Linked DNA regions of Homo sapiens: region 1 is linked to region 2. Evidence: read pairs that join two places in POLR2A ChIA-PET (ENCODE). Cell type or tissue: Panc1. All regions are shown on one strand. Region 1 has its middle 8.4 kb from the start of TTC32. Region 2 has its middle 62 kb from the start of LINC00954.

Region 1 (5,000 bases), 87 kb before region 2:
CAGGTAGGAATGTATAGAGAGGTGAGGAAATGACAAAAAGCACTTAGTAAGTATAAAGTTTAAAAATCTTTTATTTTGGTGCTGCCAACAATTAGGCCCTTATGAAGCTATCAAAAACCGGGAAGAACTTGAAGGGAAAACAGACTAACACCAGCCATATGCCATCTACATTTTTTGTATTTTATTGTTGTTTGGCTTCCAAAGATTCCCAAACTAGTTTATTACTGCTATGGAAAAGCTGTTCTGTGGTGGAAATTACCCGAATCAGGAGAAAGGAAAGTTTGCTTTGTGTCTTCAGAGGAAGGCGCAGGGTAACTTCTGTGGCCTCAGATGCAATCAGCAGCAGCAGCCTTAAAATGCTTTTTTTGTGTGTGTATGAGTAATCTCATGAAGCAGAAAAAGTAATTGCCCTGTTTGTAGCTCATAAGTAATATCTGGCAAAATACATGGAGAGTTTGGGCTGTAGGTAAGTGAATATTAAGAGGAAATTAAGTTTCATGGCCTAGAAACAAAGTCTCTGTTTCTGGAATTATTCATACTTTCCAAAACGGTTTATCTTATATTTGTTGGAAATCTAAAAAAATTTCTAAAATTGCATTAAAATGTAGAAAAATCCTTAGGAAAACTTTTTTTTTAAAAAAGCAAGTTTCCTAGACCTTGGGAGGGAAAGCTTTAAGCCATTCCACCCAGAGAAGCAAATGCTTAATGTTTAATTTTATTTTCTCTTGACTCATATTCTCTTTACTCTTGACTGGGATCAGATGGAATATGAAAAGGAAAAATTGTTTAACATTTTCATGTGGTTTGTTAGATTATATTCAAAATTTCTTCATCCTTTATCAGAAAAAAAAAAAAAAAAGTCACTTAAGTTCAGAATCAGCAGTTGCTGATTGTAGACCCAGGCACTCATTTTCTCTTGTCTTGTTACTGGAAATAAAGAATAATTCATTTACCTTGTTTAGCGTTGAAACTTTAGGCATTATTCAGATTCTAAGTTTCTGATTGACCAAATAATACCTTGGATATTTACCTTAAAATATATTCATTACCGTTCATATTTCCCACATTTCAGTATTCGTTATTTCCTTTTTCTACTAGAAAAGTAACTTATGTTTTCTAATTTTTTCCTTTGTAAAAACAAAAGAATTGTGGTTTGTTATAAGGTTTCTCTTTCACAAAGTGAGGTAAGATAGGATAAAATGGATTTAAGTTACTTTTGAGTTTAGAATATTACTCCTAACAGTAGTTGAAAAGTGTGGAGCTATTTGTTTTTTTCTGAAATTTGGAACTGAATAAAACCCTTTACTTTATGATAGCAAAGCAAATATCCAAGTTAGTCTTTAGTCATTATCTATTTGCTCTTTTGCTCTGTCATTTGCTCTTTTGCTCTGTCTTTTTTGGTTTTCTGTTTTTCACTGGCTTCTCTACCCTCTGAATCCTAAATGTAGCCTTGGCTCCCTGTCATTTTGTAGGTCTTAAATCTTTCTCCGTGGGCATGATATATTTCAACCCCACCTACCACTCAGCGTTTACACTGATTCTTGTCTCAATGTCTCCCTTTCTGCTAAGTCTAGCCCCCTTAAAAATTTAACTCAGAAGTAAACAGTTTGTATATAAACCGTAATAGCATGTTTTTTTTTTTTCTTTTTTGAGACAGGGTCTCACTCTGTTGCCCAGGCTGGATTGCAGTAGCTTGATGACAGCTCACTGCAGCCTTGACCTCCCTGGGCTCAGGTGATCCTCCCACCTCAGCCTCCTAAGTAGCTTGGACTATAGGCATGCGCCATCATGCCCAGCTAATTTTTGTATATTTTGTAGAGATAGGGTTTCACCACATTGTCTAGGCTGAGCATGAATGTTTACTGTGCTAGTTTTTTGTTTTATTGAGAATAATTCATATATCATATAGTTTACCCATTTAAAGTGTACAGTTCAATGGTTTGAAGGTATATTCAGAGTTGCTGCACCATTTTTTCAAGGTTTTTGGGTATACTGGTCTTGCATGCAAACTGCACTTAAAGTTACAACACAGAAAAAATTTTATGCAAATTAATGACTAAACATGAGAGTGTTTCAAAAACAACAGCTCATGCACAAAACAGATCTAAGAGTCCTAAAAAGTGCTGCTTCTGGCTTCATTCAAATATGTGGCACGATTCCACTTTGTCTCATGTGATGCTCTCTAACTAGAAATGTGTTGAGTAAATCAGACGGCTCATCTCTGCCTGAAATGGATGCTGAATTTAGTGTGTTTAGGTTAACATATTGCTACGCTAAACAAATTGTTGACAAATGTGTAATAGCTTTTCAAGAGCATAGTGAAAAGTTGACTGAATATTTGCTATTTACGCTAGGTGTGTAATTTTAACAATTTCTATATAAATTCACATTTTGGTGTTTTCTGTGTTTCTAAAAAATGTGACAGTAAATTGTGAGAACAGAATGCCCATAATTTAAAATGGCAGTTGGTAAAAGAGGGAGAGTGAGATTTGTTAAATTTCAAATCTAATGTTAAGGGACTTCAAATGACACCATTTCACTCTACAGAAAGGAAAGAAGGATGAGTATAGTCTAATTTCTGTTTTTGAAAAAACAAAGCAATTGATACAATTAAAACACATAGTTTATCCTTTTTAAAATCACAAGAAGGTAAAAGAACACGTCATGTAGCAAGACAAATTATAAAACAAGCAACCTGTAAGGAAGCCCCGAAACTGAAATTATGAATGTGGATATAAAAGTAAAATAGGAACACAACAGTGTAATCCCAGGTTTATATGTGTCATCACAAAATCATAAATATAGCAGTTTAGTGAAGGTCTTATTCTGCATAGAGGATGAAGCTAAGAAATTGAGTAACTTGTGCAAGGTTGTGTCCAAAATCCATATAAATATTTGAAACTGCAATGAGTATCAATGTTTTTGCTGTTGGCATCAACTCACAGCAGATATGTGGACTTTTTTTTTTTTTTTTGGTCCTGATAAAAAATTTAAATTGCTCATAAAATGTTTTAGTACCCAGCAAAGTGAGTATCAGAATAATATTAAAGTATGTTTTTAAATAATGGAATGTTATTGCAATGCCCACATTGCTTGGTGGTCATTTTTCTTATTAAAAACAGACACAAAAGATGGTGAAAAGCAGATTAATTTTAAGAGCAAACTCCATTTGGAAACTAGATAGCTACAGCTGCCAATATGTAAATTTTTATCTTATGTCAAAAAAAGCATCCAATACGTAGAAATAAGGCAAAAGGATTTGCATGGCATTTCAATATCATACCAGCAGACCCACTCAACGACTGTTTAATTCTTTTGGGGAGCCATGTGTGTGCCTTTCTTTGATTTTCTATTTACTCTTGATTAGGGCCCAGACTCTGGGAGGTTGCATGTAACTTGCAGATTTTTGTCCAGAGGAGATGCAAATGAACTCTGGTAGAAAAGATAACCCCAAAAGTTTTGGCTGTATTGCCCTGAAGAACGTTAACCAGTTTTGTATTTAACCTAGCAACTTTATTCCCAAATTCTTTCTTCATGGACCATAAGTACTCAGTTATTCTAATGCTCTTTTACCACTCTGGCGGTTCTCTATTAATGAGTTAAACATTTTTCACATTTTCATTCTATATTCTTATAAGAATCGTGCTTAACTTCAAAAAACATTTTGGCCCTACTACTGAAGAAACAACAAAAAACCCTTGGTATGGTTTGGCTGTGTCCCCACCCAAAATCTCATCTTGAATTGTAATCCCCATAATCCCCACATGTCAAGGGAGAGACCAGGTGGAGGTAATTGAATCATGGAGCTGTTTCCCCGATGCTGTTCTCGTGATAGTGAGTGAATTCTCACGAGATCTGATGGTTTTTAAGGGTTTGGCAAGTTCCTCCTTCTGTCATTCTTCCTACTGCCTTGTGAGGAAGGTGCCTTGCTTCCCCTTTTGCCGTGATTGCAAGTTTCCTGTGGCCTTCCCACCCATGCTGAACTGTGAGTCAATTAAACCTGTTTCCTTTATAAATTACCCAGACTGGGGCAGTTCCTTATAGCAGTGTGAAAACAGACTGATACAACCCTTAAGTAGAATTTATTATTACATAGTCACATTATTTCTAGCAGGAATAAGAGCCAAGGGGGACTGAAAAGCTTCAGTTTTTTTTTCTGTTGCTTATTTATTTTTTTTTTTTGAGACAGAGTCTCGCTCTGTTGCCCAGGCTAGAGTGCAGTGGCGTGATCTCAGCTCACTGCAACCTCCACCTCCTGGGTTTCAAGGGATTCTCCTGCCTCAGCCTCCTGAGTAGCTGGGATTACAGGCATGTGCCACCAAGCCCAACTCATTTTTGTATTTTTAGTAGATACCGGGTTTCACCACGTTGGTCAGGCTGGTCTCAAACTCCTGACCTCATGATCTGCCTGCCTCGTCCTTCCAAAGTGCTGGGATTACAGGCGTGAGCTACCGTGCCCAGCCCGCCTATTTCTTTAAACTATTCAACAATTCTTGTTTGGAGTGTGTGGAGGCTTGAGCTCTGGCTGAAGCGAAGTAGAGGGAAGGCCATCACATTCAATTTAAACACATGCAAAAAGTACTCCTTTTAAAAGTGGCAAACCTGCAGAATATAAGGTAAAAAGCAGTTCCTGTCTATCCTTCTAGGCCTTTTTCTTTGTACAAATACATGGGCACAGGTATGCAGATACATGCGCAGAATTATGGTATACATATTATTTGGTAACTTAAATCACTTATTATTTTGAACATTCTTTTGTGTAAGAACTTAGAAGTCTACCTTATTCTGCTTTGACACATAATTTTTAAAGCCGCATGAAAAGTGCTTGCCAATTTCTTGATATACAATTAATACATGGCTATGGTAATAAAAATTAAAACAGTACAGGAGGTATAAATAAAAAGACCCCCCGCCTTTCATATTTTTCTCTACAGCTAACCATTTTTAGCCAGAATAACTAGAAACAAAGGGTTAAAAGGCTCCCTTTCCTATGGCTGCTA
Region 2 (5,000 bases):
TTTTGTGCCCAGTTGACAGAAGAACTGAGGCTCAGGATTACAAGTAAGACCTCCATCTATCTGACGCTGACTTCGTCTACTCTGTGCATGGCCTGTTAGAGGAAAGCCTGCGGTGGCTGCCCTCAGCATTGCAGTGCCTCTGAGCCCAGCAGTGGCCCAGGAGCAGGAAAGTCTGAGGCTTGACTGAGAGCTGGTTTTGGGGGCCCTTAGTCTTCAGAGGGAGGGTAAATGTCCACCATCCCTGAGGCTGGAGGACTTGGGGGCCATGGGTGGGGGCGGGGGTGCGTTCTGGCTGGGGCAGGAGTGAGGCAGGATACCGGGCCTGGTGTGGATCTGCAACCGGAATCTTTGGGAGTTGAGAGCTTTTTGTTTGTTCAGCTCATCTCACCTGGAGAGTCAGAATGGAGAGTGTTTTTTGCCCCTTAGGCTTAAGGTGGGAACTTTGGATTCTCTCTACATGGGGATGTTCAGAAGCCCAGGATTTTTGCTGCACCAAGGAAGACTTCATAGTAATAATAATTATTAGGGTGAATATTTTATTATTATTATTTTACAATGGCCACTTAGCCTGATTTAGCCTGACTCCTAGGTTTTTGGACCCAGGATATATGGATGCTAGTCTAGTATGCTTCTGAATATCAGAGACATTTCCCACATTCTGCATGCTTGGAGAGTTCACTCCTGTTGGGGCTCAGGGATGTATTGAGAACAAGGAGAGATAGTCTAGGGAAGTGGCAGGTTTTGATGCTTCAATCTGCTACTTATTCTCTGACTATCAATGCTGTCTTGGCCTGGGCACTCAATCTCTTGAAGCCTCAGTTTTCTTATCTGCTAAAGAACAATTCTTTCTGGAGGGGCTGTTGTTAGGCTTAAATGATGGCACGTGATTGGTGCAACTTACTGTTAGTTATTCTCATTGTCTGGGACAGTTTCTTGAGCTGTTAAGGGGAAATTGTCCTTAGACGTCAGGCCATCTTCTCCCGTGTAGGGTTGGGGTTTTCTCTTTCAGAGGCACTTGCATGTGGTGGAGTTTGGGAACAGAACAGGGTGATCCTGCCTGCTGATCCATCTTCAATGCTTGTTCCGTGAAGGAGAAGGGAGCTTGTGAGAGAGTGGCGGTGACATCACAAGACACTGGCTGGAGGTATCGTGGAAAAGCTTACATTTTGTTGGGGAGAAAGAGAGCGGGCGCAGCACTAAGCTTGCCTAATAACTCTTCTGATCTTGGGGGCTGTTATTCGTTATGTACTTTTTTTCTCCTTAGAGAGGAAAAGGATGCTGAAGGTGCCAGAGCACTGTCGTGGGCAGGCAGAGATTTACTGCCCTCACTGTTTTCTGGGTTTCCCCCAGTCCTTGTCCAGCCTCTGAGAGCCACATGGGGCCTGCCAAGCCTCCTGCAGTCAGTGGGTTCAGGCAGGGTGGAGGCAACCCTTTCAGGTTTCAGCAGGCACAGGCCAGTGTTTTTGACCATCTTTTCCCCAAGCTCTGTTTAAATATCCACCGAGCTCAGCTGGCCTGGCCTTCGGAACCAGCCATTGTGCTCTTGGTGACTCACTCACACCAAACCTCCCCTGGAAATTCTGGATGAAGTGGGTTCCAGGGACATTTTCAATTTTATTTCCACTGGTAAAACATTTGGTGTTTGCCTCATGCTTCCCTCAAATCCCTGGCTCTCCAGTGGAAACTGCCTCCTGCTAGCAGGGGGTGTGCGGGGGCAGGACTTCTCTCCCTCCCCACACTGGCTCCCATGAACCTAAAGACCAGGAATTCTCTGATGGCTGGGAACTCAATCTCTCAGAGTCACAGTTTTCTCATCTGTTAAATGGGAATTCTTCCTAGGGGGCATTATTGTGGGCTGTGTCTGATTTGTTCCTTTACCCCAGCACTTGGCAGGGTGTACCAGGGCCTTGTCTCTTGTCCCTGGAGTGCTTGCCATCTTTTCCACTCAACATCTCACTTGGGTTTACACAACTTGCAGGAAAGGCAGGCTGGGGCCAGCACTGAGTCTCTGGACTCACCTCCTGCTGGGAACCCTCTTTTCTGGTCCTTTCTTCTCCCTCACTCCTCTGACCTTGGCTCCTGTAGCATCTCTTCCACTGACCCCTCCAAGGCCTTGTCCACTGGTCCCTCCAGGGTCTCTTCCACTGGTCCCTCTAGGCAGCTGCTTTGTGAAGCTCTCCTAACCCAAGCCCAGCCTTGGGTGTCTCTGCCTCAACTCCCCTCCATTAGCCTGAGGATTTCCTGTGTCCAGGGCCCAATCTGATCAGTTCCTTTCTCCCTAGCCCTTTGGTCTTGAAGATCCTTCTTTTTCCAGGTCCCTTTTTAAAAATAAGGCCCTAAGAGAGAAGAGAGTATGAGTGTGAGAATAAAGTTGGGCAAATCCCCGGAGAGCGGGTGGGGAAGGGGCTGCCAGCTTTGTGTTGACTGATAGAAAGTCCTTCTTTCTGCCAAGCAGATGTCTGACTCCAGGAAGCATCCGCTAGTGGCCCTGGATCTGTCCTCCGAGGCTCTGAACAAATGTCATCTCTTATTCTACACAAGCAGTTGTCAGCTGGAGCTCCAGTTCCCTGGGGGACAGTCCAGGGGAAAGCTCTTTTTGGGAGGCTGAGAAGTAGCAGGCTTGCTGTTCCTGGGGTCCCCTCTGGCTGGTCCACAAGGGCCCTCTTCACGCTCCTCACGTGACCTCCCTTAGTGCAGGGTTGAAGGAGCAGCTGGCTCCTAGACACCAGCTTCCAGCCTTCTGTGGCATTGCTGTAATTATCTCACTCCCACTTAATCTCTACAGCACCCTCATGAGGTTGAGGACACCTTGGCCCAAGGGCAGGCCAGTGACTGATCCAAGGCTACAGAGGCAGGGAGTGGGGAAGCCATCCCAGCACTCTACTCTGCATTCTTAGCCCAGGGTGCTTGTTTTTCTTCCTCCTCCTCACAACATACCTCCCCTACTAGATTTACCCAGAGGCTGTGGGAGAGTGGGGGCCCTAGAAGATGAACCCCCTTGCTGCCAGGCCCTGACCATGTCTGCCTCCACCTTCTCTTCCCTTGAACTTCCTTTCTGACCCTCATCTCTCCTTAGACTCCGGTTTCGTGTTTGTCTCTTCCACATCACTTTATCAGGTTTCAAGGTCTGGAAAGAGCAACACAGTGAGTAAGTTGTCTGGCAGTGCTGTGGCACTTGTGTGACCCAATCCAGATGCCCTCCTCCCGGCTTGAGTCCCCATCCCCACCTGCCCACATTCTGAGTGCTTGAAATCAGTGTGGGTCCTGGCGGCATCTCCTGTGACCTCTTTTGCTTTGCAGGAGGCTTGGGGAGACCACATCACAGGGGATGGGGCTGAGAGCTTGTGGCCTCCCCAGCATCCTCTGTCTTAGGTCACTCTGTCCTCCCTAAGCCCCTTTTTCTCAGGAAGCTCCTGTTAATATGTTCCATTTCTTATATCAAGCAACTGTCCTACAAACAGCGTTGTTGGTAATTCATGGGAACGACTGTTATTTTTGGAGGCTGGAACTTACGAAGGCTAGCCTAACACCAGCTGCTTTCTTTTTTTTTTTTTTTTTTTCTTTTTCAGCTTTCCTCATATTATTATAAAAATTACAGAAAAATATTTGGCTCATCATGTTCAACAATATATGTGGCTGATTCCCTGTCATTGTGTTAATCCTAGAAAAATAAACGTTTTGGCATCTTGCAGATTTTCCCCGGGTGGAGGGGAACGTGGTCTCCTCTGTGTATTGAAGGCCGTTAAATGTCTTTCTCCATAGCGCTGTGCCTAGGAAGATGCAGGGGGTTTAATTGGACTGGGTCGGCATTAAACATTGCAGTGTCTTGGTTATGGCTGAGGGTCGGGTTAGTTAGAAGCTGTACATAATCCTTGGGGATCTGGGCACCGGGAAATGATGGCCTTGAAGACCCAGGTTCAAGGCTGGAATAGGGAACTCAGTTGAGGTGGGGAATGCAACCAGACTTATTTGAATGGGAGGAGAGGAGTCTAGATGCGCTTCTGAAGATGCAAGGAAGGTTAGTGATAACAAGATCCCTGGAGGGCAGTTCACCTGATACAGGCCATGATATGGTGATTTTTGCTGAAACTTTGAAGCAGTCTCACATTCTTTCTTTGATCAGGGCTGTGAGATAGGCAGAGCAGGTGCGACCATGTCCATTTTATGGATGAGAAATGGAGGCTGAGGAAGGAAGAATCACTGGCCTAAAGCCACAAAGGGACTTGGAAGTCAAGTAAGGAAGGAAGTGAAGCCTCGTGATTTTGAGGCCAGCCTTCTTCCCTCCTCACATCCTCTACCATTTATCTGTATGCTTGGCCATTCATACCCCATTAAGGGAGTATGTTACCCCATTTTCTCTACTGTTGGAGGCACAAGCAGATAGCTGTGTCCTGGTGCGGTTAAAGCAGGTACTAGTCTTCTTTTAGCATCTGCCCTGCCCACTCATGAACTAGCACCTTCTTTAAATGACAGGTGCCCCCAACTGCCAAAGCCTGGGCTGCCCCCAGCTACCCCTGGACTTGGTGGGAGCTTGGCCCTTTGAAACCTACAGCCCAGCCTTCTTTCAGCACAGCCCAGAAACATAACTCTTATTTCTGGCTTGTGGGTCTGTCCCTTTGAAGGCAAAATTGCTGTTTCCCTCCTCGAGGATCAGCTGAACCAAAGCTGTATTTCAGTTTATTGACTTGGCTTGAACAGAAAACCACAGGTGGGGAAAACACAACCTTCCCGGCTCAGGGCCCATTCCTTTGGGAAAATGGGGAAGGAAAAACTGGCCTTTTCATGGCCACCATCCTTCTGCCATGAAGGAAGTTATTGCCAGGTCTGAAAACTGACCCAGACTTTCCTTGGAGCCATTTGTGGCTCACAAAATTGCAAGAGTTTCCTTCAATTGGTTGTAATGTTCCTTGGAATTTACAGTCTGAGATGTTCCCTAGGGCACTGTTCTCTTGCAGGATCCCCACATGTGATCCTCACATTGTTCAGGGGAGCAGGGCCAG

What was found. ChIA-PET counts read pairs that join two places held together with the same protein. Peaks named below come from ENCODE experiments on the same cell type or tissue, not always from the same donor. Only the 100,000 strongest peaks of a DNase experiment are listed, where the experiment ranks them.
Region 1: POLR2A ChIA-PET joins it to region 2 with 9 read pairs; 3 of 35 experiments call an interaction of 5 or more read pairs at or near these places.

What each region holds. Positions count from the first base shown.
Region 1 is chr2:19,891,035-19,896,034 of GRCh38, reverse strand. No RefSeq gene overlaps it. Among named protein-coding and RNA genes, the nearest start is that of TTC32, 8.4 kb to the left of the region's middle. In Panc1, no CTCF peak of the experiment used is centred here; no DNase peak of the experiment used is centred here.
Region 2 is chr2:19,804,532-19,809,531 of GRCh38, reverse strand. No RefSeq gene overlaps it. Among named protein-coding and RNA genes, the nearest start is that of LINC00954, 62 kb to the left of the region's middle. In Panc1, no CTCF peak of the experiment used is centred here; no DNase peak of the experiment used is centred here; H3K27ac peaks cover 2,384 bases.